Regions from separate parts of the Homo sapiens genome. Here all the other regions are linked to region 3. A link is a loop called in an ENCODE intact Hi-C map of the cell type or tissue named here. Cell type or tissue: IMR-90. All regions are shown on one strand. Links, peaks and the distances in the headings refer to the core of each region. The heading gives the core; the rest is flanking DNA. Region 1 holds the start of LINC01839 (long intergenic non-protein coding RNA 1839). Region 2 holds the start of LINC02054 (long intergenic non-protein coding RNA 2054). Region 3 overlaps LINC01839 (long intergenic non-protein coding RNA 1839).

The links. Hi-C counts contacts between places; a loop is a spot of excess contacts. Peaks named below come from ENCODE experiments on the same cell type or tissue, not always from the same donor. Only the 100,000 strongest peaks of a DNase experiment are listed, where the experiment ranks them.
Region 1: a loop joins it to region 3, with 2.1 times the contacts of the local background. A loop is called at or near these places in 23 of 110 quality-filtered maps.
Region 2: a loop joins it to region 3, with 1.9 times the contacts of the local background. A loop is called at or near these places in 2 of 110 quality-filtered maps.

What each region holds. Positions count from the first base shown.
Region 1 is chr3:184,472,355-184,482,424 of GRCh38, reverse strand. LINC01839 (long intergenic non-protein coding RNA 1839) reads right to left here and starts at 6,525. Exons shown (of 8, transcript XR_924788.3): 1 at 6,353-6,525. In IMR-90, for the core only: no CTCF peak of the experiment used is centred there; no DNase peak of the experiment used is centred there; H3K27me3 peaks cover 3,153 bases.
Region 2 is chr3:184,393,934-184,404,003 of GRCh38, reverse strand. LINC02054 (long intergenic non-protein coding RNA 2054) reads right to left here and starts at 2,467. Exons shown (of 4, transcript NR_161199.1): 1 at 2,319-2,467. In IMR-90, for the core only: no CTCF peak of the experiment used is centred there; a DNase peak (open chromatin) is centred at 4,363; H3K27me3 peaks cover 2,969 bases.
Region 3 is chr3:184,518,569-184,528,638 of GRCh38, reverse strand. All of the region lies in intron 6 of LINC01839 (long intergenic non-protein coding RNA 1839), which reads right to left. Among named protein-coding and RNA genes, the nearest start is that of LINC01840, 33 kb to the left of the region's middle. RefSeq lists enhancers at 2,036-2,838, 2,839-3,643. In IMR-90, for the core only: no CTCF peak of the experiment used is centred there; a DNase peak (open chromatin) is centred at 4,608; H3K4me3 peaks cover 747 bases; H3K27me3 peaks cover 2,923 bases.

The sequences.
Region 1 (10,070 bases), core at 1,457-9,456, 46 kb after region 3:
TATTCCAGAGCCAGATTAAGATCTCAGACTTTCATTATAGCACAGACAACTTCGGGGAGCTGCTCTCGATGGGAACTCCAGAGGAAACAGGACGATTTTCTCAGTGCCTGGTCTTACCAGCTGCTATGGTAGTAACATCCCCTGCAAAACTCATGTTGAAACTTAATCCCCAATGTGGCAGCATCGAGAGGTGGGGCTCTTAAGAGGTGATTAGATCATGAGGACTCTGCCCTCATGGGTGGATTAATCTATTCATAGCTTAATGGGTTATCATGGGAGTGGGACTGGTGGCTTTATAAGAAGAGGAAGTGAGATCTGAGCTGGCATGCTCAGCCCCCTCACTATGAGATGCCCTGTGCCACCTTGGGACTCTATGGAGAGTCACCACCAGCAAGAAGGCCCTCACCAGATGTGGCCCTTCAGTCTTGAACTTAGCCTCCAGAACTGTAAGAAATAAATTTCTTTTCTTTATAAATTTCCTGTTTCAGGTGTTTTGCTATAACCAACAGGAAACAGATGAACACACGAGCTCTGCTTTTCCTGGGTGATTTTCCTTTTTGAATTATGCACTTAAAATGGATGCATCTTATTGATGTAATTGATATGTCTACAAAAAGCTACGACAAAATAAAAGTTAATTTAATAAGACAGTAAAAGGGATTCTAAGCTGGTGAACCCAGTGGGGCCTGGGCAGAGATTCTTACTCTGCAAACTGCCCGAAGTGGATCAAAAACTAAAACCACTCATCGTTTCTCCTGACCATGCCCTCTTCTTAGAGATTCCTTCTCCCACAACCCTGGGGGCCATGACTGGACAAGGTCACCTCTCAAACTGATTGCCTGGTCCCCAATATGAGGATGCAAAATGCATGGGGTGTGGATGTTACCAACTGGTTCCCTCTCATGAGACTGAGATAAACTCCATGGGCCCTTCACCTGTAGATCTCAGAGAATGAGGCAGATTTTATTGGGCCTGAGGCAAAGTAGAGAAAGCTAAGAGAAAGGAAAGGGTAGCGACCCAGGCAGACAGAAGAGTACTGGAGAGATCTGGCAGAGCCAGGGAGACAGAGGATGCATAGGCACCACAATGAGAGAAAGGAACTTGGTGCCTGCCTTCCAGTTCCCTAATCCTCCCGAGGGCCCGTCTCTTCCTATCCTTAGGTTCCATGCAATCTGCCAGTATCCTTATATGATAATTCCTTTCCTGCAGCCAAAGCTCCCTGCATCCCCTGCTGAGCCCACTGCAGCTCTAGATCCCAAAAGGACCAGCCCACAAGTGACAGCCTGCAGTCTCCCGACCTGGTGGGCCTTGGCTCTGAAGGGAACTGCCCCAGGGCCTGCCACCTGGTCACCCACAAGTCACAATCACCTACCCCCAGGGCCTTACCTGGGTGTGAGCTCTGCTTCATGGCCCCTGCAGTTGGCCCCAAGACTCTGCCTAGTGTCTTTACAGGACTAGCTCCACTGTGGACCATAGCCCGCTTTGCTCAAGCTAAACCCTGTCCACTGAGTGGCTGGATCTGCTCCCTGAGGTCCTCCTTTCCATACACACTCTACCAATTCCAGACTCAGCAGTGAAATAGATGGTCCAAGGCCTGCCCTGCCTGCCTGTTGAATAGTTCAGAAGTTCCTCCGTTGCAAACTAAAAATAAAATTCTAGGCCTTCTCCTCCCTCCCACCATTGACTGAATAGACACCCTCTTGGCCAAGAGGACCCCAGAAAAACCTTAAAACCGAGTTCCTGGCCATGATGGAATGTGAGGTTGGACAAGCTCTATTATATCCCCTCCCTTTTGCAGTTTAGATACAACTAACCAGCATTAATGTTAAAATACAGATCATAAGATTGACAAAACGGGCTCTTTGTAGCGATAAGATACCACATTATAAACAGCACCTAAGGCGATGCCCAGCAAGAGTGAAGTCACACACTCCTACACTTAAAGAATAAATTGAGGTAGGTGTATCACTAGAGGTCAGGAGTTCGAGACCAGCCTGGCCACCATGGTGAAACCCCATCTCTACTGAAAATACAAAAATTAGCCAGGCATGGTGATGCATGCCTGTAATCTCAGCTACTCAGGAGGCTGAGGCAGGAGAATCACTTGAACCCGGGAGGTGGAGGTTGCAATGAGCTGAGATAGCGCCACTGCACCCCAGCATGGGCGACAGAAGGAGACTCTGTCTCCAAAAAAAAAAAAAATCCAAAATCTCATGACGTCTACTAGTACTATCCCAATCAAAGCCACTGTTATTTCTCATGTAGATTATTGTAATAGCCACCCGAGCTACACTTTCTGCTTCCATCCTTGCCCCTCCCCAATCTGTTCTTCACCCATCAGCCAGAGTCATCCCTTCAAAACACAAGTCAAATAAAATCACTTCTCTCTGCTCGAAATCTTCTAGCAGTTCCTCAAATCACTCCATGTAGGATGCTACAATGAGTGGAGGAAACTACTAGGTCTGCGATCCACTCATCTTGAGTGGAGAAGTACTGAGAATAGATCTGGTGAGTCAGCACTAGCTGCTGAGGAGCCCCGAGGAAGAGGCTTTGGAAGTGCACAGGACTGGAAGTACAGTCTTGGAAAGTCACCACGTCTGGGGAGAGGAAATCAACGTAGAAGGTAAAGAAACTGAGAGGTAAAGAAAAGAAAGGAACAAACTGGTGGAAAGCCAGAGTCGCACAGAAACAAAAGAGAATCAGAATCAAAAGACATACCAACCTCTCTCTCACAAAAGCACCATCTATTCATGAAAATTGAACTTCACGGTACCAATAGAAGAGGGCATTCTTGAACGAAGAATCTTAGTAAGCCACTCAAGTCCTTCATCCCCATCTCACAAAGAAACACTTGTTATTGATAGGCCAGAAAAATTCAATATACTTTTGAGTAAACAAAAATGACATGCAGCACTTACACAAAGCCACTATGAGAAGAAAACAGAAAGTCAGAGGCTACTATCTTCAACTAATGAATTTCTTACCTGCCAAAACAACTAAGAGACAGGAAAATTATGACACAGTGTCTAATATGAATTAAATATTATTAGACAGGTATTTACAGATATAAAAGAACACCAAAATTCAAAAAATCAGGACAGAAATGGACAAAAATAACTCATGAAGTGAGTTAATAAAACTCAGGAAAAAAGTAAAAGAAAAAACTAAACCTTTTCAGAAATAAAGATTAAATCACAAGATGCCTAAAGGCAAATAGATTCACCTTCAACTGAAAATATAATAAGGGATATAGGCAGGAAAACAAAAACAAATAAACAGGTAAAATACAATCAGAGAAAAAAGTGATAGCTATAGAAAATAAACAAAAAATTATATACTGTACATATAATTAGAATTGCCTAAAAAGCAAAACAAAACGATGGGACAGAAATAATATTTAAAACTATAATCCAATAATGATTGTGGCAATGATCACACAACTATAAATTATTTGTCAAAACCCATCAAATTGTACACTTAAAAGTAGTTAAGGTTGGCTGGACGTGAGTAGTTAAGGTTGGCTGGACGTGGTGGCTCACGTCTGTAATCCCAGCACTTTGGGAGGCCAAGGTGGGGAGATCACCTGAGGTCAGGAGTTTGAGACTAGCCTGGTCAGCAAGGGGAAACCCAGTCTCTACTAAAAATACAAAAATTAGCCGGGCGTGGTTTGGGGTGCCTGTAGTCCCAGCTACTCAGGAGGCTGAGGCAGGAGAATCGCTTGAACCTGGGAGCCAAAGGTTCCAGTGAGCCGAGATTGCGCCATTGCACTCCAGCCTGGATAATAAGAGCGAAACTGTGTCTCAAAATAAATAAATAAATAAAATAAAATATAAAGTGTTTAACCATGAAAATTATAATCTAAGAAAACTTTCTGGAATTAAAAAAGGACTAAATCTAGATGTTGAATGTATTTATATACACAAGAAAATTGACCAGAATGGCCACCTCTGAGACATATCTGAGTAAAGCTATTATAAACAGAAAGAAAACATTCTGTTAGCAAAAATTCCAAATCACATACAAAGTAAAGAAAATCAAGTGGTCATCCTATGTGATAATCTCTAGTGCAAAACTCAAAGAATAGTAAAAGAATGCATAACTGTAAGTTAATACGAGAAAAAATAATTATAAAAAATATTTTATTAATCTAAAAGAAGCCAAGAAAGGAAGAAAAGAAGAGACATAAAACAGATGTGTCAAATAACATGCAAACAGAGAGTAATTGTAAACCAAACCTTATCTGGAATAACAGTAAATGCAAATGGACTAAATATTGCAAGTAAAAGGCTAATGTTGTCAAACTGGGTTTTAAAAATACTGCCTATGGCTTATGGCTGGGCACAGTGGCTCATGCCTGTAATCCCAGCACTTTGAGAGGCCAAGGGAGGTGGATCACCTGAGGTCAGGAGTTCAAAATCAGCCTGGTCAACTTGGTGAAACCCCATCTCTACTAAAAAACACACAAAAAAATTAGCCTGGCATGGTGGCAGGCACCTGTAGTCCCAGCTACTTGGGAGGCTGAGGCAGGAGAATCGCTTGAACCTGGGAGACGGCGGTTGCAGTGAGCCAAGATCATGCCCCAGCACTCCAAGCTGGATGACAGAGTAAGACTCCATCCAAAAAAAACAAAAAAACAAAACAAAAAACTGCTTATTAGCCAATGTCACTGCCTTTCAATTAAAAAAAATGTTTGTGGCCGGCCATGGTGGCTCACACCTATAATCCCAGCACTTTGGGAGGCAGAGGCGGGCAGATCACGAGGTCAGGAGTTTGAGACTGGCTTGGCCAACATAGTGAAACCCCGTTTCTACCAAAAATACAAAAAAAATTAGCTGGGTGTGGTGGCAAGGGCCTGTAATCCCAGCTACTTGGGAGGCTGAGCAGGAGAGTCAATTGAACCCGGGAGGCGGACGTTGCAGTGAGCCGAGATTGCGTCACTGTACTCCAGCCCAGGAGACAGTGCAAGACTCCGTCAAAAAAAAAAAAAATTAAGTATTGCTTACAAAAGACACACACTAAATAGAAGGACACAGATGGTTGAAAGCAAAAGGATGGAAATATTATATTCCACATAAAAGCTTACCCAAAGATAGTGATACTAATGTTAAGCAATGTAGACATTAAGCCATGAAGCTCTAGTAGAAATAAGTTCATTTCATAATGATAAAGTGGCCAATTGAATAGGAAGACATCACAGTCGTAAATCTATATGTAGCCGATAACATAGCTTTAAAATATATAAAGAAAACTAGGCAGAACTAAAGGAGAAAAAGACAAATTCACAGTCATAGAGGAAAATTTTAATACTTCTCGCTCAACATCTTGATAGAAAAGGTATACACACCAAAAAAACTGATAAGGATATAAAAGTATGAACAACACACTTAAAAACTTGACCCAGTCATCTTTCCCTTCCCAGAGCCCCTCTCTCTCACTAGAGAGAGAGCTGTTCTCCTTTCTCTTTCTTCTGCCTATTAAACCTCCGCTCCTAAACTCCTTGTGTCCTAAATTTTCTTAACAAAAGATGACGAACCCCAGGTATTCACCCCAGACAATGAAACTGCTTCAGTGTCATAATTTTGCAAAGGTGGTTTCGATCTCAATTTAATACTTTTTAATTTAGAAATGATGGTAAAACTTTATAATATACATACAATTAGCATTTTTCTTTTTTGTGTTATAAAATGTCATGGAGATACATTAAAAGATTTTCTTAGAATAATCTGTAAACTATTTAAAAGGTAACAATAAAAATTATGTGAACTTTACAAACTGGTTCTTCAGTGCTACTTGTAGGAGAGAAAGGAAAGCTTCCCCTTATTCTCTGAAGGTTTGTCAGTTGCTGTGTAACTGACAATACACAGATTAAAAAAAGAAAAAGGCATAAAAATTATTTAACACTCATGAGAGGGGAATTGCAGAATTATTACCCAATAACCCAATAAAGTCTTCATGCTTATATACTCTTCTTCATAGAGGAAAAGAAGGGAAACAAACAAACAAACAAACTTGACCCAGTTGATACATATAGAGCTTTACACTCAATAATGACAAAATACTTATCGTAGTTTTTCAAGTGAACATGTAAAATGTATTAACATTGACCGCGTGCTAGGCCATAACAGATTCTCCAATATATTTCAAAAGACTTAAACCATTCAGAGCATATTTTCTAACTATAGTGGATTAAGCTTTAAAAATCCATAACAAAAAGATAATTCAAATATTTCCAATTGCCTGGAAATTAAGCAATATACTTTTAAATAATCTGTGGATCAAAGAAGAAATACATCAAAAATTGTAAAATATTTCAGACTGAATGGTAATGAAAATATAACATACCAAAACTTACATAATTCAGCTCAAGCAGCATTTCGAGGGGAATGTAGAGCCTGGAATGCATATGTTAGGAAAGAAGAAAGGCTAAAAACCAGTCATCTAAGTTTCCAACTCAAAAACTAGTAACAGAATAGCTGTACAAGAGAGAAAATAGAAAATACATATAAGAGCAGAAATCCATGGAATAAAAATAAGAGGAAGAAGAATAAGAATAAGAGGGGGAGGAGGAGGAGGAAGAGAAGGAGGAGGAAGAAGAAGAGGAGGAGGAGGCAGAGGAGGAGGAGGAGGAGGAAGAAGAAGACCAACAAAGCCAAGTGTTCAATGAAAAGATTAGTAAGCTCTTGGTAACACTGACCAAGAAAAAAGGAAAAAAAAATACATATACACATAAAAGCAATGTCAGGAATAAAAAACGGGAAATCACTACAGATCCTACAAACATTAAGAGATAATAAGAGGATATTATAAACAACTTTACACCAGTATAGTTTGCACTTTGGATAAATTAGTCAACTTTCTAAAAAAATTTACCAAAGCTAACAGAAGAAATAAGAATTCAAAAAGTGTGCTTTTTCAAAAGTTGTACAGTAGTTGGCATTTAAAATTTCTTAACAGTTCTAGACATGAGAGACTAGTACTGGACTAGCCTTCTTGCCATTGGAAACAATAAAAACTAGATGACATATATAAATAAAATTTTTTTCAGATATTGGGCAACAGGTAGTACAAAACCGGGATCCCTGTGAAAAGAGAAATCCATGTGAGATCCATGTTCTAGACCACAGTACAGAAAGGCAGAGCCCAAGTACAGCACAGTGAGCTCATTGAGCTGAGAAGGCAGACATTTGATTTTAAGCCTTCTGAGGCAGCTGAAAGTTGTGGGGCAGGATACCGAAAAGAGAGAGTTGCACAGAGAAGGAGCTGCGGAAATCGACATAGGATTCCCCTTAAGTCTTGAGCTAAATACTCAACTGAGAATGCAGACTCATTTCTGCGTTCGTGTGCAAGGCACGGTAGAGGACAGATGTTAGGGAGTCGGGAGCTACACAGAGTTCTCACAGTACTGAGAGACACGGAAGTTCCAACTAGCCAGAGTAGCTGGGCAGTACAGAATTTGGTCAAACCTTCAGAAAGTCCACATCTTGGGAATAGAGCTATTCTCTCCTAAGGTTATTCCTAGTAAAAGAAAGGAGTAATCTCAATCAGCCCTAACATAGCTTAAAACAAGCCTCAAAAAAAAAAAAATGCTGATCTACCAGTAAATTGATTGCTTGCTAAAACAAACCCCAACACATTTTAAAGGAAAACCACATAATCCCAACAACACAGCGTCTATAATGTAACACATACAATTAAAAAAAAATCACTGAAGAGGTGAACTAGCAGTAAAATGTAACACATAATCAGGAGAAAAAAAAGTTGAGAAAAACAAACCAAGAAATGTTAGAGATGCTGGAATTAACAGACACAGATCTTAAAACATCCATTATAAATATGTTCAAATATGGTTAAGGACTTAAAGGGAAAAGCTGAATATAGTAAACAAATGGGGAAACTGATTAGATAAATGGAAACTATGGAAAAGGACAAAATGGATACTCTAGAATTAGAAAATACAGTATCAGAAGTGAAACATTTACTGAATGAGTTTAAGCGCAGATCAGACACTGCAGGAAAAAAAGTCCATAAATTTGAAGGGAAGGCAACAGAGCTATCCAAAGTGAATCACGGAGAGAAACAAAAAGATTGCAAAGAAGTGAACAGAGCCTTCGTGACCTGTGGGACATTAAGCAGTCTAACATGCGTGTAACTGAAGTCCCAGTAGGGGAGGTGAGACACTGTGGCAGGAAAAAAGTGTATTTGAAGAAATATAATGAAAAAATATCACCACACAGATCCAAGAAGCTCAAATACTAAAAACCGAAGATAAGTAAAACAATTGTAAAAGCGGTCAGAGAAAAATGAAACATCGAACGAAAAAAATGTTTAGGACGGGGTGCTGTGGCTCACATCTATAATTCCAGCATTTTGGGAGGCTGAGGCAGGTGGATCACTTGAGTCCAGGAGTTTCAGTCCAGCCTAGGCAACATGGCGAAACCCTGTCTCTACAAAAGATACAAAAATTAGCTGGGCCTGGTGGCACATGCCTGTAGTCCCAGCTACTCAGGAGGCTAATTAGGGTGGGAGGATTCCTTGAGCCCTGGAGGTGGAGGTTTCAGTGAGCCAAAATCGTGCCCCTGCACTCCAGTCTGGGCTGGAGTGAGACTCTGTCTCAAAAAAAAAAAAAAAAAAGTTTAATGAAACCACGACAAAACACTGACCTCATCATAAATAATGCCAAGAAACAATGGAACATCTTCAAAGTACCAAAGGCTGAGTGGAGACTGCCAACCTATAACCTATTTAATATCCAGTGAAAGTATCCTCCAATAATAAAGGCAACCACTTCAAAGAACCAGGGATTCTTGGAGAAGTGGCTGATTCTAGGACTAGGATATGGAAAGTACAAGATGAGTCTAGAACATCTTGTAGAGCCAGAAAGTGCTGATCAATGTAGAGGGAGTGGTTAAATTTGAAAACCATCATTTTACAACCAGCAGGATATGGCCTAGGTCAGGAAAATGGGTGATAAATCAACAGTACAAAGTTTGACGAAGAGCAGAATATCTACATAGTCTTAACATTTCTCCCCCCAAATGGCTTATTAGTTGCAAGGGAAAAATAAGTGGATAAAGCAGGCAGCACCTTGACTGGGTAGTCAAAATCAACATCAGCCATGAAAAGCAGGCGGACATGTGGGTCCCTGAGTGTGCTGCCCTGAAAAGGATGCAGCTTTATGCATGTGATGTTGCTGCTGACAGTGCACAGGCGGGATCTAATCACGAGGAAGCACCTGCTTCCTGATGTCACGCCATCTTAAAATTAACTAGGAAGTGTTCTTTAGAAAAATGCCGAACCTGCTTTATACAATTAGATAAATCCAGAGTGTAGAAATTTCCACAAGAGAGCTAGCCTGAGCTCTTCAGAAATGTAATGACATAAAAAACCACCAAAATATTGGTAAGGGGCAGGGGAAGGGGACTGTTCTAGGTTAAAAAAGAGTAAGGAAACATAATCGCGAACTATAATATGTACTCTTGATTGGTTCCAGGATCTGAAACAAATGCTATTAAAGTAACAGTGGGCACAAATGAGGAACTTAAATATGAATTGTATATTAGAAAATATTCTTCAGCCGGGCACGGAGGCTCACGCCTGTAATCCTAGCACCTTGGGAGGCCGAGGCGGGTGGATCACCTGAGGTCAGGAGTTTGAGACCAGCCTGACCAATATGGAGAAACTCCATCTCTACTAAAAATACAAAATTAGCTAGGTATGGTGGCGCATGCCCGAAATCCCAGCTACTTAGGAGGCTGAGGCAGGAGTATTGCTTGAACCCGGGAGGTGGAGGTTGTGGTGAGCCCAGATCATGCCACTGCACTCCAGCCTGGGCAACAAGAGCAAAACTCCATCTCAAAAAAAAAAAAAAAAAAAAAACAAAAAGGAAGAAAGAAAGAAAGAACAACAGAAAATATTCTTCAATTCATACTAAGTGTTTGGGGTGTGATAACAATCTTGTGGTCCTGAAGGAGAATGTCCTTATTCTTAAAGGAAATGCACAAATATTTAGGAGTAAAATGTTGTGATGTCTGCAGTTGTTTTCAAACAATTCAGCCAAAAAACCAAAAAGA
Region 2 (10,070 bases), core at 938-8,937, 120 kb after region 3:
ATAATAAACATAAATTAAGAATTCATGTCACAGAATAAAGAGGTTTTACCCCACATACCCAGGTGGGTCATTCTCAGAGTAAATTTATGTTTATGTTTAAGAAGTACATTTTGTCAGGCATGGTTTCTCACACCTGTAATTTCAACACTTTGGAAGGCCAAGGCAGGAGGATCACTTGAGTCTAAGAGTTCAAGACCAGCCTGGGCAACATAGTGAGACCCCCCCCCCATCTTTACAAAAAATTAAAAAAATAGCCAGGCATGGCGGCATACACCTGTGCACCTGTAGTCCCAGCTACTTGGGAGGCTGAGGTGGAAGGATCACTTGAGCCCAGTAGGTCGAAGCTGCGGTGAGCTGTGGTGGTGCCACTACAGTCCAGCCTGGAAGACAGAGTGAGACCCTGGCTCCAAAAAAAAAGAAGTACATTTTGGTAGCTCCTGATAGGATCCAGTGAAAAACACAGAGCACTTCTATAGGCTATTCCTGTCACACACTTGAACCAGAATCCAATGAAGACTGTATTTAACTTTCAGTTTACAGGAAACATGGGGGATGAGGGAACAAATTAAATGACACTGTGAGTAGGGAACAAATATATCTAAGCGGTAGATCATTCTCTAGAGACAAATTAGCCAGTGTCTCCAACAAATCAATGGCATGAAATAAAGAGGGGGAGAAACTATAACAGAATGAAAGGATTTGAGAACCATCGTGAGAACAAAAGATGCAGTTTGACAGCCAAAGGCACTTAAAGAAAAATTCCAAAATTAAACACAGAATTACCATATGATCCAGCAATTCCACTTCTAAATATCTATCCAAAGAATGGAAAGCAGGGACTCGAATAGATACTTGTACACTAGTGTTCAAAGCAGCATTATTCACAATAGCCAAAAGGTGGAAACAACCCAAATGTTCCTCGACAGATGAATCGAGAAACAAAACGTGGACTATACCGTCAGCCCTCTCCGTACCCACGATTTCCCACCCAGGGATGCAAGCAACCACAGATCAAAAATATTTGAAGACAGCCAGGCGCGGTGGCCCACACCTGTAATCCCAGCACCTTGGGAGGCCACAGCGGGCAGATGACTTGAAGTCAGGAGTACAAGACCAGCCTGGCCAACATAGTGAAACCCTGTCTCTACTAAAACTATAAAAATTATCCAGGCATGGTGGCACATGCCTGTAATCCCAGCTACTCAGGAGGCTGGGACGGGAGAATAGCTTGAACCTGGGAGGCAGAGGCTGCAGTGAGCTGAGATTGTGCCGTTGCACTCTAGCCTTGGCGACAGAGTGAGACTCCATCTCAAAAAAAAAAATAAATAAATAAAAATAAGTATATGTATTGAAGACAAAATAAAATGAAAAAGTAACAATATAACAATAAATAAATAATGATACAGCATAATAATTTACATAGTTTTACAATGTATTAGGTACTATAAGTAGAGAGGATTTAAAGTATATGGAGGATAGGTGTAGGTTATATGCAAATACTGTGCCATTTTATATCAGAGACTTGAACATCCTTGGATTTTGACATCTTCGGGGATCCTGGAACCAATCCCTCATGGATACTAAGGAATGACTGTACATATAATGGAATATTATTTAGCCTTAAAAAGGAATGAGATTCTGATGCATATTACTACATGAATGAACCTCGAAAATATTATGCTAAGCGAAATAAACTCAACACAAATGACAAATATTGTATGATTCTACTTATATAAGATGTCTAGGATAGAGAATAAGCAAATGTGTAGAGACAGAAAGTAGAATCAAGGTTATAGAGGTTACCAGGGGCTGGAGGAGGTAGGGTGAGAAGTTATTATTTAATGGGTACAGAGTTTCTGTTTGGATCTCGGCTCACTGCAACCTCCGCCTCCCGGGTTCAAGCAATTCTCTGCCTCAGCCTCCCAAGTAGCTGGGATTACAGGCACCCACCACCACACCCAGCTAATTTTTGTATTTTTAGTAGAGACGGAGTTTCACCATCTTGGCCATGCTAGTCTTGAACTCCTGACCTCATGATCCACCCACCTCGGCCTCCCAAAGTGCTGGGATAACAGGCGTGAGCCACCACACCCAGCCTTAAAATGTAAATTTTATGTTATATATATTTTACCAAGAAAGAGAAATTTCACTTAATTCATATCTTGAAAAATATTAAAGAAGACCTATAAACACAGCCCAGAATGTTAGAATCTCTTTGCTCTCATTCCACTCCCCCTCACCCACACATGCCTCTGAAGACTTCTCCTCCACACCTACCCACCCCCTCCAGCCCTACAGCCCTCACCGCTGTACCCCACCTCTCTTCTCTCACTCTTAATCAGGTAGATTGACAGCCTCATTCCCAGCAAGAATGTTTCCTCTCTCGGGTGGGAAAGGAGGGAAGAGGCTGGCTCCAGAAGATTCCCTTTGACAGGCTGCCAAAGGTAGAAAGGCTGTGGTCATGCCCACAGTAATAGTTATTGTCGCATCACATAATAGAAGCCGGAGCACTGAGTCCCCTCCACCTTTTCATGGGCATGGGGAGCATTTCACCCCTCCCTAATGGTTCTCACACCCATTGTCAGATTCAATTACAGTGACGGCATTCAGTGCCAACTATACGCCAAGCATGTACATACGTTTTCTATGGTCCTTGTGACAATCATGCAGGTAACCATCATTAAGACCATGTTGCAGCAAACTGAGGCTCAGGCATGGCAAATGCCTTGCCAAAGTCACACAGCTAACAAGTGTCATTCTCGGTTCATACCACTCTACTAAACTGCTGCCAGTTCAAGGCTGGCCGTATTTCCGGGAAGTCGTCACAAAACTGAGGTGATGGTGGTCAAGAACCAAGTCACTAGCAAAGCACACTTCCCTGCCTCCCTTCTTCTCACAATGTCTACAGAGCCCACATCTACTCAGCTGAGTCTTCTTGGCAACCAAAATGAATACACACATTGCAAACTGTTAAGGTAACCACAGCTATATGGAGAGAGGGCGTCCAGCCTTGTAGCAACTTTGGACTGATCCTCAGGAGCGACCCCTCCTCCCTGGGAGTCACATCTCAGACTCCTTCTGGCTGTTGCCACCTCTTGGAAAATGAACAGGGAGCTGGAGCTGGAGCTGGGAGCTGCTCCCAACTGCAGTTCATTTGGGGTGTCCAAACTCACTTCTCACCAAGGCGCAGTTGTGAAGTATCTGCTTTGCCATCAGCTGGATGGGGCTCAGGCTGTGGAGTTTTAGTGTCACCCCAGCCTCTGGGTCTTCATCCAGATGTGCAAAGAGAACAGCCACCTGGCATCGTTTCTCTTTTCTTTTTTCTTTTTCTTTCTTTCTTTTTTTTTTTTTTTTTGAGAAGGAGTCTTGCCCTGTCACCCCAGAGTGCAGTGGTGCAATCTCAGCTTACTGCAACCTCCACCTCCCGGTTTCAAGCTATTCTCCTGCCTCAACCTCCCAAGTAGCTGGGATTACAGGCACCTGCCACCACGCCCCACTAATTTTTGTATTTTCAGTAGAGACAGGGTCTCGCCATGTTGGCCAGGCTGGTCTCGAACTCCTGACCTCAAGTGATCCACCCACCTCAGCCTCCCAAAGTGCTGGGATTATAGGATTGAGCCACTATGCCTGGCCTAGCATCGTTTCTCTTAAAATTCTGACAATCTATGGCAAAACTTATATGTGCGGTAATAGAGCCAAGCAAGGAAAAGAGATATAAAACTATAAACACAAGGCAAACTCAACAAAACACACAGAAAGAAGAAAAACTCCAAAAAAAACTCTGTATTCTCCACAAAGAATTTTTCCTAGTTTGTTTTGTTGTTTGATTTTTTAACCAAAATTTTTTACTTCAAGGAAACATTTTTATAATTAAAAAGCATGATTCACTAAAACTACCATCTGAAATTTTGAAATAAATCATGGCATCATAATGTTCAGGATAAAAAAGACTAGGGAAAACATCAAACGTAAATGAGGCTCATTCTGAATTGCAGTTCTAATTTTATTAAGTAAATAAATTTTCTTCAGTTTATACTTTTCTATTTTCTGAAACTTTTCCAGTGGAGAATTGTTACATCTATAATCAGTCAACAATAAAGTGCTATAATTTTTTATTTTAGCCAAGTCAGGAAGTCTCCTCACTCACCTATTTCTGGAGGAGGGGAGGGGAAAAAAAAAACCTTCTTTTGAAGGTCTTCCCTGGTGCCATTTCCAGTGGTACCTCGGCTGGAACCTATGAGAAAAAAAAAGTTCCTTCATAATGATGTCAGCCTTGCTTTAAAAAAAAAAAGTCTCTAAAACTCATGAAAAACACAGTTGATGTGAATCATATGTCTGAGTGGCAGAGTTCCCACTAAGCTGGGTGAGCACACAGATGCGCAGGACAGAAATTCCTCCCCACACAGTGACTATTCCTCTGCGGAGCTGTTGAAGGTAAACAACCCAACCGCTGTAAATGTTCCTGCTGGCTGTGAAGTCCCCATGCCCCTACCTCCTTACCCTTCCGTTATCCATCCCTTTCTCTAACCCTCCCTCTTATCAAAAACCAATGCCCGCCCCCACCCACCCCCCGCCGTGCCCCAGCACGGTGGCTCATGACTGTAATCCTAGCACTTTGGGAGGCCAAGGCGGGTGGATTGCCTGAGCTCAGGAGTTTGAGACCAGCCTGGGCAAGATGGTGAAACTTCATCTCTACTAAAATAGAGAACATTTGCCAGGCATGGTGGCAGGTAATGTAGTCCCAGCTACTCGGGAGGCTGAGGCAGAATTGCTTGAACCCCAGAGGCAGAGGTTGCAGTGAGCCAAGATCACGCCACTGCACTCCAGCCTGGGTGACGGAGTGAGACTCTGTCTCCAAAAAAAAAAAAAAAAAAAGCAATGGGGGCCAGGCACGGTGGCTCACGCCTATGATCCCAGCACTTTGGGAGGCTAAGGCAGGCTGATTACCTGAGGTCAGGAGTTCGAGACCAGCCTGGCCAACATGGCAAAACCCCGTCTCTACTTAAAAAATACAAAAATTAGCTGGGTGTGGTGGCACACGCCTGTAATCCCAGCCACTCGGGAGGCAGAGGCAGGAGAATTGCTTGAACCCGGGAGGCCGAGGTAGCAGTGAGCCAAGATCGTGCCACCGCACTCCAGCCTAGGTGACAGAGCCAGACTCTGTCTCAAAAAAAAGAAAAAAAGCAATGGGATCTGACAATAATCATTCACATTTGTTGACTGATAGATTATACTTAAACAGGTGACCTAATATCTTAACCAGTCATTAGCATTTTAAAATTCTCATCTTCCAGTTTGAGATGAAAAAACTTCTACTGAAGGAATTTCAGGCATCAGCCAGCAGGTGCAGGAATGTTTTTGCCAAAGGGATGGGTGGTGGGTTCCTGAAAGTATTGTAAATCTGGTTTAGATGTCCTCGGACCTGGGTGGGGGGGGGTGTCAGAAGGAAGAGCGCTGGGCCTCTCCCCAGGTGAGCCCCTACTCCTTTGGAAGGAAAAACAGGCTGGGCTGGTTCCAGCTGCTGGAGCTACTGGGGGAGAATGAGGCATCTTTTGTCCTCCAGTATCTGGAGCCTCCTCTTTCAAGACGGTCCACTGGGTATCTCCCCTCACCACCACCTTTCCTTTGTTCTCCTTTTCCTTTTTTGAGACGGAGTCTTGCTCTGTTGCCCAGGCTGGAATGCAGTGGTGTGATCTCGGCTCACTGCAACCTCTGCCTCCCAGGTTCAAGTGATTCTTCTGCCTCAGCCTTCCTAGTAGCTGGGACTACAGGTGCGTGCCACCATGCCCGGCTAATTTTTGTATTTTTAGTACAGACAGGGTTTCACCATATTGGCCAGGTTGGTCTTGAACTCCTGACCTCATGATCCACGCGTCTCGCCCTCCCAAAGTGCTGGGGTTACAGGCGTGAGCCACCGCACCCAGCTGTTCCCCTTCTTTCAAATTCACCCCTTGCCTCAGAGCTTCCAGGAGATTCTTTATGTTTTCTGGCCCAGTGCTTCTTTAGGAGGCATTCAGTGAGATTTTCACACTCCAGCCTCCCTTGTCTGCCAACCTGGAAACCAATTTATGCTTCATGTGGCATTTTGGCCTCTCACGTTTCCGACCACAAGATATGTGCTTAAATTGCAACTCTTCTTGAGTGGAGATTTTAGGATAGGGTCCCTTCCTAGTCGTGAGTAGATCCCCCTTCCTTCTTCCCCTTTTCCAGACTGGCAAATGCCTGGGTGGGTTGCATCTTGTAAGCAAACTTGTGCAAGCATAACTGACCCATGAATGGATGTGACCTCATTGTACCAGGTAGTAGCTATTGTTTTATGCTCACTCTGGTCATATTTCATCTTCACATAGCATATCATTTAAATGTTAGATGAAACACTAAGTCCTTTGAGATTTAAATATAATTGAATCAAGACTTTATCCTCTATTTTTGTAGAGATCCAGTTCTCACCCCAATATCCCAAGGGACTCATTTTCTTAGGGTCCTCTCCTACTGTGATATTTACCAACCTATTGATTTCACATGAATCTCACCATTATGGCAGGTCTCTTCCCTTCATTTCTCCTGACAAGGAACTTAGTCACGTTCACGAATTTTTAAAAAGTATTATATATCCCCATGGCTTTATTTCCATGTCACCTCACTGGGGCATTCTCTGACTACCCCTTTTAAAATTGCAACCAGAAAAAAGCAAAGACAAAAATAAATAAATAAATAAATAATATATATATATATATATATATATTTTTTTTTTTTTGAGACGGAGTCTCACTCTGTCTACTCAAGCTGGAGTTCAGTGGTGTGATCTCTGCTCACTGCAACCTCCACCTCCCAGGTTCAAGCAATTCTCCTGCCTCACCCTCTTAAGTAGCTGGGATTACAGGCGCGCACCACCATACCCTGCTAATTTTTGTATTTTTAGTAGAGATGGGGTTTCACCATGTTGGCCAGGCTGGTCTCGAACTCCTGACCTCAAGCGATCTGCCCACCTCGGCCTCCCAAAGTGCTGGGATTACAGGCATGAGCCACCAAGCCTGACTGAAAAGAGAATTTTAAAAAACAAAAATAAAACAAACAAAATACAAATAAAATAAAATTGCAATCAGATCCTCTCCCTCTGGAATTCCCAGTTCTCCTTCTGCTCTATTTTTTCCATAGTACTATCTTCTTCTGGCACACTATATAACTGACTTGTTTATTATATTTATTGACTGTTTTCCCCCACTAGACTATAAACCACATGGGCAGGGCTTTTTGTTGGTTTAATTCACTGCCGAACCCCCAGCACTTAAGACAGTACCTGATAAGCCGGGTGCAGTGGCTAACACTTGTAATCCCAACACTTTGGGAGGCCGAGGCGGTTGGATCACCTGAGGTCGGGAGTTCAAGACCAGCCTGACCAACATGGAGAAACCCCATCTCTACTAAAAATACAAAATTAGCCAGGCATGGTGGCACATTGCCTGCAATCCCAGCTACTTGGGAGGCTGAGGCAGGAGAATCACTTGTACCCGGGAGGCGGAGGTTGTGGTGAGCTGAGATCGCGCCACTGCACCCCAGCCTGGGAAACAAGAGCGAAACTCCGTCTCAAAAAAAAAAAAAAGAGTACCTGACAAAAGAAGCTGCTCAATAAATATTAGTTGAGTGAATACACTTACATGAAGCTTTGTAGTATGGCGGATTTTGCTAAAAATGTCAGGTGATGGGCCGTCCACAGCCTTGTTACTCGTAATGTGTTCCTGCACCAACAGCAGCAGCATTACCTGGCAGCTTGTCGGCAAGGCAGCATCCCAGGCCTCACCCCAGACCTTCTGATCAGCATCTGCATTTCAACAAGACTCCCAAATGATTCACATGTGCATGAATGCTTGAAAAGCACTGGTCTAGGCCATGTGTGCAGTGGCTCACGCCTGAAATCCCAGCATTTTTAGGAGGCTGAGTTGGGAGGATCACTTGACACTAGGAATTCAAGACTAGCCTGGGCAACATAGTGAGACTCCCCATCTCTATTTCAAAAATAAAAATAATACAAAGAAAAAGAAAAACACTGGTCTGTATCACAACAATGCAAACAACTTAAACTTGGATCTTAGACATCCCCATTCTTAAAAGGTTTTTTTCTTATATGCAAGAAATTGGTAACATTGCACTCCAGCCTGGGCAACAGGAGTGAAACTCTGTCTCAAACAAAAAAAAAAAAAAAAAAGAATATGTCTCCACTGCTACCCCTATAGAAGGCAGAAAAGACCACAAAAGGTTCGGGTTTTGAAGGACAAATTCTTGGGGGTTTTTTTTTCCGTTCTTTTTTTCTCCCTAAAGGACAAGTCCTTTCCTTTTTTTATATTAGTGTTGGGGAGAAAGCCCCTGGCTTCCCTCCCTCTTCCCCACCTTCCCTCAGAGTCGGGGGCTGGTCAGGGACCCAGGCCACCATGTTAAAAGCTGCCGGGCCACCAGGAAGACCAGCAGCACCAACCAGCCTTGCCTGTGATCTCCAGGGTGTTCTTACCATAAGTGTGGAAGGTCACAGCCATGGCCACCTGCTCCAGTCTCACAGGCCTCTTTGCCAGGCAGGCTCATGAGACCCGCCAGCTGCTGGGCCGGAAGCACATGTACTTGACCGAGTTGTCTTCCCAAGACCTCAACAGCAGCCCTTCTGCCCCTGCATGGAGAAGTATCCAGTTCAATGCCTGTCAGGCAGCAACCCTTGCACTGGCATCGGCTGCCTCTATCTGTGCCCCCTGCTTGTCCCACTGCCCAAATGAGAGAGTGAGGAGTCTCTGTCCCCACAGTAGGCCTGGCACCTCAGTGGAGCATGACGAACTCCAAAAATGGAGGCTCCAAAAGAGGCTGAGCCAGCCCAGCCAAGGCAGGTGGACAAGAAAAAACTGTGAATGACTCCTCCCAAGAAATGGCTGGGGCCCTGGCCAATCTCTGCTGCTCACGTGAGGAGAGGACAACCTCCAGGCCTGCTCAACACCCATCAGCTGAGAAGCATGGATTCCCCTGGGGGAGCTCTAGCCAGTTTGCAGAAAATTTGCCCGATTCTCTAAGCTAGGGAAGATTTTTTTCAAACTTTTTGTTTGTGTACCTCCCTGGCCATTTTCAATGCAAAGGTCAGATTTCCCTTAAACGCACTCCAGAGCTTTCCTTATTTCTGCAGAAAGAAGTGCACTCCTGCTCCTGAAGCTGTCGCACAAATACCCTATGCTGGGACATCACAGCCACTTCACAGGTGAGGATCAAGGCGCTGCAGAAGGCACTGTAGGGGTAGAACCTGGCGTGGGAGTGGGAGCGGGGCCAAAGCTGGGTAATGAAGTTTTCACTGACTAACACTTAGAAAAATACTGAGTGAATTTTTTTTTTTTTTTTTGAGATGGAGTCTCGCTCTGTCCCCAAGGCTGCAATGGCGCGATCTCGGCTCACTGCAACTTCTGCCTCCAGTGTTCAACTGATTCTCCTATCCCAGCCTCCTAAGTAGCTGGGATTACAGGCGCAAACCACCACACCCGGGTAATTTTTGTATTTTTAGTAGAGATGGGGTTTCACCATGATGGCCAGGCTGGTGTCGAACTCCTGACCTCAGGTGATCCACCTGCCTCAGCCCTGCAAAGTGCTAGTATTACAGGCGTGAGCCACCGCACCCAGCCATCAGTAATTTTGTTTTAAGAGTGGTTGGCTATCCAGGAGTTGGAATAACAGGTGGATTTTTCTTTCCTTCTCACATATTTGTATATTACCATAATTGTTAACAATGATTTAGTTTTATGAAGAGCAAAAATAATTCTGGCAGCTCCCTTTGTACATGAAAACGTATCAAAGCCAAACAATGTTGTAAGCTCCATTCTCAGAGCAGCACAGTCATTCCACAATCTCTAATAAGTCCTCCCCTTTTGTCATCCCTAACAATGTATTTCCAGCATTCCATAATACCCTCTATGTAGGCATTCCATACACACAGGCTTTTTTCATCACACATCATATGTGACTACCTAATATTTGACAAGTGAAACTGTGTCTCTTTCAGCATGCCCAGAGAAATCTTTCTCTGCCTTAATTTTATTACATGATGA
Region 3 (10,070 bases), core at 1,184-9,183:
GTATAGAGATGTCCAGAGAAGAAAAAGACCATTTCAGGGATAACCAGTTAATTCCCAGGAATCAGGTTCTAGATTTCTTATTCACATTATCAGCCCTTCATTTAAACAAATACAGTCAACATCACCATCATCACATCCCCACCACCATCCTCACCATCACCCACCCCATGCACCTGGCTTCACTCATAGAGAACCCATCTCTCCCCTCACTGGAGCTTGAGCTGTACAAGAGAGATTCCACCACCCCAAGCTCATACATGAGAAAACAGAGTTTCAGTGATGTGGAACTGGAAGAGTGGGCTTCTGAATTTGAAGCTAGTGTTTTATTGATAATAAGAAAGTTAAGTTTCTAAATTAAGAAATTAGGTGCTAGAGGCTCGGCGCAGTGGCTCATGCATATAATCCCAGCACTTTGGGAGGCCGAGGCAAGCGGATCACCTGAGGTCAGGAGTTCGAGACCAGCCTGGCCAATGTGGTGAAGCCCTGTCTCTACCAAATATACAAAAATTAGCTGGGCGTGGTGGCGTGCGCCTGTAATCCCAGCTACTCCGGAGGCTGAGGCAGGAGAATCGCTTGAACCTGGGAGGCAGAGGAGTATAGGGCACAGGAGGAGCAATTAATTCCAATTGAGGGAAATCTGGAAACGTCTGCCTGATTTCTCTCATTGGGGATCAGAAAACAAAATGAGCCTAAATGAAGGCCTCAGATGCAAAAGTTTTTCTCTGATCTTCTCCTGTCCTCCTGTCTCTGGCCCCTCATTCTCCCCTGCAGCTAGCCCTAGAAACTAGAATCTTTCTTCCCCAAGACAGATCATAGAAACCAGAGATGTGGCCGGGCCCAGTGGTTCACGCCTGTAATCCCAGCACTTTGAGAGGCCGAGGCATGTGGATCACCTGAGTTCAGGAGTTTGAGACCAGCCTGGCCAACATGGTGAAACCCCATCTCTACTAAAGATATGAAAAATGAGCCAGGCATGGTGTTGGGTGCCTATAATCCCAGCTACTCGGGAGGCTGAGGCAGGAGAATCACTTGAACCTGGGAGGTGGAGGTTGCAATGAGCTGAGATGGCAACACTGCACTCCAGGCTGGGCAACGGAGAGAGACTCCGTCTCAAAAGATAAAACAAAAAGAAATGATCTAACCTACTGTTTTTTTCTTGTTTGTTTGTTTTGTTTTGTTGAGACATGAGTTTCGCTCTTGTTGCCCAGGCTGGAGTGCAATGGCGCAATCTCGGCTCACTGTAATCTCTGCCTCCTGAGTTCAAGTAATTATCTTGCCTCAGCCTCCTGAGTAGCTGAAATTACAGGCATGTGCCACCACACCCGGCTAATGTTGTATTTTAGTAGAGACAGGGTTTCACTATATTGGTCAGAATGGTCTTGAACTCCTGACCTCAAGTGATCCACCCTCCTCAGCCTTCCAAAGTGCTGGTGTGGGATTACAGGTGTGAGCCACCGTGCCTGGACTACTTTGTTTGATTGTAGTTCATAGGACCCCATTCCAAAGAGGGGCCCTGCCCCATCCCCAGAAGGAAAGGTCAGGAGTTTGAGACCAGCCTGACCAATATGGTGAAACCCCGTCTCTACTAAAAAATACAGAAATAAATTAGCTGGGCGTGGTGGCGCGCACCTGTAGTCCCAGCTACTAAGGAGGCTGAGGCAGGAGAATCGCTTGAACCTGGGAGGCAGAGGTTGCAGTGCGCCGAGATCGCACCACTGCACTCCAGCCTGGCGACAGAGAGACTCCGTCTCAAAAACAAAAACAAAAAACAGCTTCTCTTGTATCTTTGGGTTGTCATTCTAAAGGCTCCCATGTCACATAAACTGTGATCAAATAAATTTGTATGCATTTTTTCCCGTTAATCTGCCTTTTGTCAGTGATTTTTAGTAAACCTTCAAAGGAGGCTTTCCCTTGACTCCTACACTCTCCTTGAAATAAGTAACTTCTACGGTTTTGCGAGAATCTTTTTTCTTACAATAGGAATGTATGTTTACTGAAGAAAATTCAGGAAATAGAGATAAGCAAAAAGTAGAAAATTTAGATCGACTAGAATCCCATCTCTTAGGGAAAAACATAGTTGGTGTTTTCTTGTTTTTTGCATCTTATTTCCTGCATATGTATATGTGTTTGTGTGTTTGTGTAAGAAACACATTTTTCAAAGAACCAAAATGGGCTCATCCCACACCTACTGGTTTTCCCTTTACCGTACAATCTAAAGCTAGCTCTACATCAATAGCAGGAGCCAGGGGGCTTGTGAGAAGAGCAGAATGTCAGGCCCGAACCGGAATCTGCATTTTCGTAAGCCCCCTAGAGGATTCCTGTGCCCCACACACTCTGGGGAGCATCGCCATTTTTAATGGCCACAGAGTCTCCCAAACAGGGCTAGACCGTGATTCACTCATTGCATCTCTCGGTGGTGAGGATTTTCCCTGTAACAAGAAGCTGGTCCCTCTGGGATCTCTGGGCTCTTCAGACCCTCCCCCTCAGTCCGTGCCCAGGAGACTCCAACAGCTGGGCAGGCGGCGTCCTTGCCCGTCCTCCACGGGCGAGATGCGCTGTCCACCTCCGCCCTCCTCTTGCTCCACCTGGCCAGAGGCCTGGGCTGCGCGCTCCCCGCGCTCCTGCGCAGGCTCTACTGGGAGCCCCTCCAGGGCGCAGTCCGGACCTGACGGGCAAGCCCTGACCTGCCTTTCATCCCGCTGATGCTCGCGCCCAGCTCCCTGTGAATACCCACTGATTGCCCCCGGAGTCTCCCCGTTAGGCCCTCCCGCACCTCTTACCCCTTCCTCCCCTTCCTGGCCTCCCCAGCTCCCTCACCCGCCTTCTAGAAGCATCCTCCCCCTTCTCACCCACCTCTCTACTCCTCCCTTCCCGACTTCCTCAATTCCCACCTCCCCCCCAAATTCCAGTCCTCTCCCTGGGAAAGAGAAAGCGGCCGGGGTCCCACCCTGGCTGTGTGTGGCCCGCGGTGGGGTGGGGCAGCCTGCCAGCCGCCAGGTAGCGCGAATGGAGCGCGGGGCGCCGCGCGCTGCGGGCGGGTGAAGCCGGAATCGGGGCGGCGGCTCGGCCCCCGGCCCCCGGCCCCGGGGAGCCCAGAGCGACTAGTCGGGCAGGAAAAGAATGACGGTGACGTGACCACTCTGACCCCGAGGACTCTCTGGGCTCTGGCGGGCGCTGGGCTCGGCGGATCTGAGTGCGTAGGAAGGGCGATGGGCGCTCAGTCCCCGAGGATCACCTGCGGGACCCTTTGGGGGCACCTGCCGGAGCAGCTGGCCCTGCGACGGGTCCCACCGCGCCCTCAGCAGCAAGGCGGTTCTCCCTTTATAGAGGTTTTACGTGCGTTTGTGGGGGGTGTTCTCAAAACAATACAAATAAGCTTCCATTGTCACCGATCAAAATAGTAAGGGCTTTTTAAAAGGAAACTGTTTAGGGCTGACAGAGCTACAGAGGAAGTGGAGTGATCCGGGCACAGTCAGGGACGGGGGAGGGGGGCGGAACTGGTCTAGCTGTTTTGGCAAAATGTAATAATACAGAGTTAGAGTCTTTGAATGCTCACACTGTTTGATATTGTGGTTCTAGTAGTGGTCATGCATCAGAAGAAATAATCCCAAATATTCCCCCAAAGCTTTTATGGACACAGACATTCTTTGCACTGAAAAATGAGAAAAAAAATTATCTAAAATTGGAATCAACTAGTTGGGCACTGATAAATACATTATGGTGTATCCACAGTTGTGATATCATTCTGTCATTGATAACATTTCTGAAAAGTTTTCGATAGTATAAGGAAATTTTCTCATTCTGTAAAAGGCACAAGGTGAGTTTGTATACACAAGATAATCACAAGTATATAAACTAAGCATAGTGGAAAGACTGGAAGAAATACATTTTAAATAGGAATGGGTGCTTTTTTTTTCTTTTGAAAAAACTTTTTTATGAACTATTTCAGATACATATCAAGGTATAGAGAAGAACTTACCCATCAATAATCATGGGGAATGGAGCAACCTCACTGCTGAAGCCCCTTAGGGACCCTCTTCACCACCTTCCTCACCCTCATCCCTGAGGTGACTTCTCACTATCTTTATTACATATGAGTGGATTCCTAAACATTATATAAGTATTTCAAACTTGACATATATGACAAAGTATTATGCACACTCCTTTGACTTGCTTTTTTAAGTCAACTTGGTGCTCTGGGGATTCATCCATGTCGACTCATGTTGATGAATCTGGCTCTGGTTCATTCAGTAAATATGACTTAATATTTCTCAAAAACGTAGAGCAGAGCCTGGCACATGGCACTACATATGTTTGTTGTTTTTTAAGAAATAAAAAATCATTTTCACTGCAGTATAGTAGACTTGTTAATATCATACTAAATGTATTGATCCATTCTCCTGCTGTGAAAATTTAGAATGTTTCCATTTTGTTCTTATTACAAACAGTGCCGCGATGAACATTCTGGTCTGTGTCTTCTTGTGCACATGTGAGTTTCTATGGAGTGCACCTAGCATTGGCCACAGACATTGCAAGGGATGCCTAACTTCAGTGCTACAAATTACTGCCCAGTCGTTCTCCAAAGCGATCTTGCCAGCAGCAGATGAGTCATTGTAGTAACACTCCCAGCCCTCAACACTGCCTCTCATCACGTCAGTTCTTTTCCAGTGTAATGGGTGTGGTTACTTCTCATGGTTTAAATTTGCATTTCCCTAATTACCATGGGGTTAGAGGTCAGGCATTTGTTCCTATGTTTATTGGTATTTTTTATACTGTAAAGTCTTGATCATAACTTTTTCCTATTTTTCTATTGGTTGTTGACATTTTCTTGTTGGTTTTTAAGAATTCTTTATAAATTTTGTATCTTAATCTTTCATCAGATGGATGAGTTGCAAATATTGTCATTCACTCCATGGCTTATCTTATAACTATTTGTGATGTCTTTCAAGACACAGAAAATTTACATCTGCACATATTCTAATTTACCTCTTTCTTTAAAGTTTGTACTTTGGTTGACATGGTTAAAGTACCTTTTCCTCTTCCAAGATATAAGTTTCCCTACACTTTCTTCTAAAAGTTTTTAAATTTTGTCGTTTTATATTTGGTCTTACATCTATCTGGATTTGATTCTTTGTAAAGGTGTGGTGGAGAGATCATCTTTCTCCTTGGATAATAATTGTCAAAGCATTTATTGGACAGCTCATCCTTTTCCAGTCATCTGCAATGCTGGCTTTGCCATAAATCAAATTTCCCAGTAAGTGGTGGTCTGTTTCTGGGTTCTCTATTTTGTTACATTGTTCTGTCCTCTAGCAATACTGCACTCTCACATACTATAACTTGATAATAAGTCTTGATTTCTGGATGAGCATGTATTCATACATTTTTTTTTCAAGACTATCTCAACTATTTGGAGTTCTCTGCATTTTCATACATATTTTAGAATTAGCTTGTCAGTTCTATAAACATTTTGTTGGGATTTTGATTTAAACAATGACTTCCTAGGTTAATTTAGGGAAACTGACATCTTCATGATATTGAGTCTTCCTATTGATAACCATGGAATATGTCTCATTTATTTAGGTCTTCTTCAAAATCCTTCAATAAAGTTTTTCATATATATCTAACATCTTTTGTTACATTTATTCCTAGATACTTGATTTCTATAAAATTTCAGCAGTCTCCAGGATTTACTTTCATAATTGGAAAACAACACCTTTACGTATGGTTTTAATTGTAAACCTTTTCAGTTATAATCCTTAAAAGTATTTAATGATTTGTATCAACATGCAGATTGGGGTCATGGGAAGATGGCCTCTACAGTGAGTTTTCTCCAGTTTGACAAAAAGTATTAGAACCTTTGGAGAAAGGAAGAAAGCAGGAGAATTTTTATGCACTTAAGAATTTACAAAGTTTATGTGTGTGTAATAGAGAGGCAAATAGAAACGGAGACAGAGAGACAGAGCGAGAATATAGGGCAATAGATTTATAAAAAATGGAAAATGACATGAGCACAGTGTAGTCACGTTAGAAAGCTGAGGCAGGAGGATCACTTAAGCCTAGGAGTTTGAGGCTGTAGTGCACCATGATGGCGCCTGTGAATAGCCACTGCACTTCAGCCTGGGTAACACAGCAAGATCCCCATCTCTTAAAAAAAAAGTACAAAGCGTACAAATGGAACTCAGCTGCCCACCTGCCCACCTCAGGTTATCGGCTCCCCCACCAGCAGGCTTCCGCTGCTTACAGGTTCTTGTGTAGCCTTCCAGAAATATTGTAGTCTCCTACAATTATGCATATGATTATATTCTCTCCAAATCTATCCCATCCATTTTTTTGACACCAATTAAAGTATAAAATACAGTTCAGCACTTTGCTTTTCCCTTTGTAATCTTCCCATGTTAGTGCATAAAGTTTAGCTCATTTTAAAAATAACTACACAGTTCATTTTCCAGTTCCCTGTTAACTTGTGTCCAGTCTTTTGCAATAACAAACAACACTGCAATCATCATTCTTATACATACAGCTTTACAACAATGGGAGCATCCCTATAGGAATGGGCAGAGAATAAATGCATGTGTAATTTTGATAGACTGCCAAATCGCTCTCTAAAAAGATTGCAACAATTTACAATTCCAACAAACGCATGAGAATTGCCTATCTGCATTGCCCTCATTCACGCTAACACTTTATATTATCAAATTTTAAAATGAAGAACTTATTTTTTCTTTAATATGCATTTTCTTAATTATGGTTGAAATAGAACCCATCTTTTTGTATGTCTTTAAGCCATTTATACATCTTTTCTTGCTGTATGCTGATTTTCTTTTGGGCTGTATTTATTCCTATGTTGATAGTAAGAGCTAACTATATATTGAGGAAATTAGCTATTTATATAACATATGAGTTGCCGTATTTTTTCTAACTTTTCATTTTTTTTTACTTTTTTTGTTTTTTCCATACAGAATTTTGCTTTAATGTATTTGCACATGTTCTATTTTTCCTTTTTTGTCTTCTGAGTTTTGTCCTTTACTTAGAAAGGCTTTCCCCACTCCAAGAGTTCTATTTTTAAAATTGTTTCATCTTTTATTATAGTACTTTACATGCATTTTTATTGTGAAATGTACATTTTTTTAAAGTTAGCATACCAGTTCTATAAAAATCTTTGTTGGGAATTTTGATTAAAACAGTAACTTCATAGAACTTGAGGATAAGCGGTAAAAAAATAATAATAATAAAAAAGAAAAAGAAAAAAAAAACCCAGTAACTTCAGGGCCAGGCACGGTAGCTCACACCTATAATCCCAGCACTTTGGGAGGCCGAGGCAGAAGGATCATTTGAGGCCAGGAGTTCAAGGCCAGTCTGTGCAACATAGCAAGGCCCCATCTCTACAAAAATTAAAAAAAAAAAAAAACTTAGCCTGGCTTGGTGGCGTTCACCTGTAGTCCCAGCTGCTCCAGAGGCTGAGGTGGGAGGGTGGCTTGAGCCCAGGAGTTTAAGGCTGCAGTGAGCCATGCTCACGCCACTGCACTCTAGTCTGGGTGACAGGGTGAGATGCTATCTCAAAAACAAACAAACCAAAAAACCAGTAACTTCATAGACTAATTTGGGGAAGTAGACAACTTTATGATATTGAGTCTTCCTATTGATAAACATGGTATATATCTCTATATAGAAAACTAGGATTTTATACATACGCATATATATATACACACATATATATGGCTTATGATAAATATAAAGTGAACAGTTGTGTAACTACAACCCAGGTAGAGAAATAAAATATTGTCGGGCCGGGCGCGGTGGCTCACGCCTGTAATCCCAGCATTTTGGGAGGCCAAGGCAGGCGGATTGCGAGGTCAGGAGATCGAGACCATCCTGGCTAACACGGTGAAACCCCGTCTCTACTAAAAATACAAAAAAAATTAGCCGGGCATGGTGGCGGGCGCCTGTAGTCTCAGCTACTCAGGAGGCTGAGGCAGGAGAATGGCGTGAACCCAGGAGGTGGAGGTTGTGGTGAGCCGAGATCGCGCCACTGAACTCCAGCCTGGGCGACAGAGCGAGACTCCGTCTCAAAAAAAAAAAAAAACCATTGTCAACACCTTAGAACTGCTCCTCCTGCTCCATTGTGCCCCTTATAGACAATAATCTCCCTCCCCACCAGGGAGGGATTTCTAATTTCTGAAATGCCTGATTTCTGTAATAAACAGTATATGTATATCTCTAAACAATATATCTTAGTTTAAAAAAATATATTATTCAAATAGAATGAGGCTGGGTGTGGTGGCTCACGTCTGTAATCCCAGCACTTTGGGAGGCCGAGGCCGGCAGATCACCTGAGGTCAGGAGTTAGAGACCAGCCTGGCCAACATGGTGAAACCCCGTCTCTACTAAAAATACAAAAATTAGCCAGGCATGGTGGTGCACACTTGTAGTCCCAGCTGCTTGGGAGGCTGAGGCCCGAGAATAGCTTGAACCCAGGAGGCAGAGACTTCAGTGAGCTAAGATCGCACCACTGCACTCCAGCCTGGGCAACAGAACGAGATCCGTCTCAAAAAAAAAAAAAAAAAAAAGAATGAGATGATGCTGTATTTGTTTTAATCCTTTGCTCCTTTCTCTCTGTATTATGTTTGTGGGATTATTTCCTGTTGTTACACGTGGCAATAATAGTGAGCTACAAATCAGTGCTATATTTGGTATATCAACCTTGGAGCCAGCATTCTTGTTAAATCCATTCATTAAATTAAACATATTATCTTTAGATTGTTCTAGAATGTTTACATACACAGTCACACTGCCTACAGCTAATGATAGTTTTATTTCCTTCTTTTAAATAATACAATTTTTATTTTATTTTATATATATATTTTTTGAGATGGAGTCTCTCTCTGTCCCCCAGGCTGGAGTGCAGTGGTGCAATCTCAGCTTACTGCAAGCTCCGCCTCCAGGGTTCACGCCATTCTTCTGCCTCAGCCTGTGGAGTAGCTGGGACTACAGGCGCCTGCCACCATGCCTGGCTACTTTTTTATATTTTTAGTGGAGACAGGGTTTCACCGTGTTGGCCAGGATGGTCTCAATCTCCTGACCTCGTGATCCACCCGCCTCAGCCTCCCAAAGTGCTGGGATTACAGATGTGAGCCACCGTGCCCGGCCTAAATAATATAATTTTTTATGTCTTTGTTTTGCCTTCTCTCACCGGCTTCGATATACAATAATATGTTAAGTGGAAATAGTGAAATTGAGCATCCTTGCCTCATTCCTGACCTAAAGGTGAAAAGTTTCAGCATTGTACCATTAATTATGATGTTTGTGATAAGTTTTTTTTGTAGGTAACCTTACTGTATTAAGGAAGTTTCCTTATATTACTAGCTTGATAGGAGGTTTTTGTTTGTTTGTTTGTTTTTGTTTTGTTTTGTTTTGCCACAGCCCTAGGGTCTAAGGGATGATAGACTAATAACTACAGATATTAAGAGAAAGGACAGGGACCTATGAATCTTATACACAGGTAAAAGACCACTTACCTGTCAAGTAAAAGAAAGATGCCAAGAATAACCAAATAAGAAATGAATCTAGAGACTTCAACAAAAGGAAATATGAGAAAGAAAGGGAGACAGTTACTGAGAAATGATGTTTGCATTATATATTGTTAGATTTAAATGGATGAGAATAGTGCGAAAATTTGTAATATGAGTGTGAAGTAAGAACGGTTTTATCATAAGGGACAAACTTAATATTAGTTATAAGTCAGGAACACTGAACCGTCTTTGAAAAAAACAAGGAGTTGAGAATATTTGGGAACAGTGAGGAAGCAAAGGTGTTTTAAAGGATTTATCTCACTGGGAGGAGGGCGCCCAAGCAGTGAGCACCTGGGGGTGTGGCAGCAGGTTGTTGCCATGTTTTGATACAACAGTAAATAAATCTAGTTTTGATTAGGAAAGCCCATGAGTGCTTCTAATTTAACAAAGGGGGAGAAAGAAATGAATAGTAATGAAAATACATTAGAAAAGAGGAAAAAGATAAAAATTAAGACAAATAGTAAAAATAAAAAAAGATGGAAAGAATAAAATCAAATATAT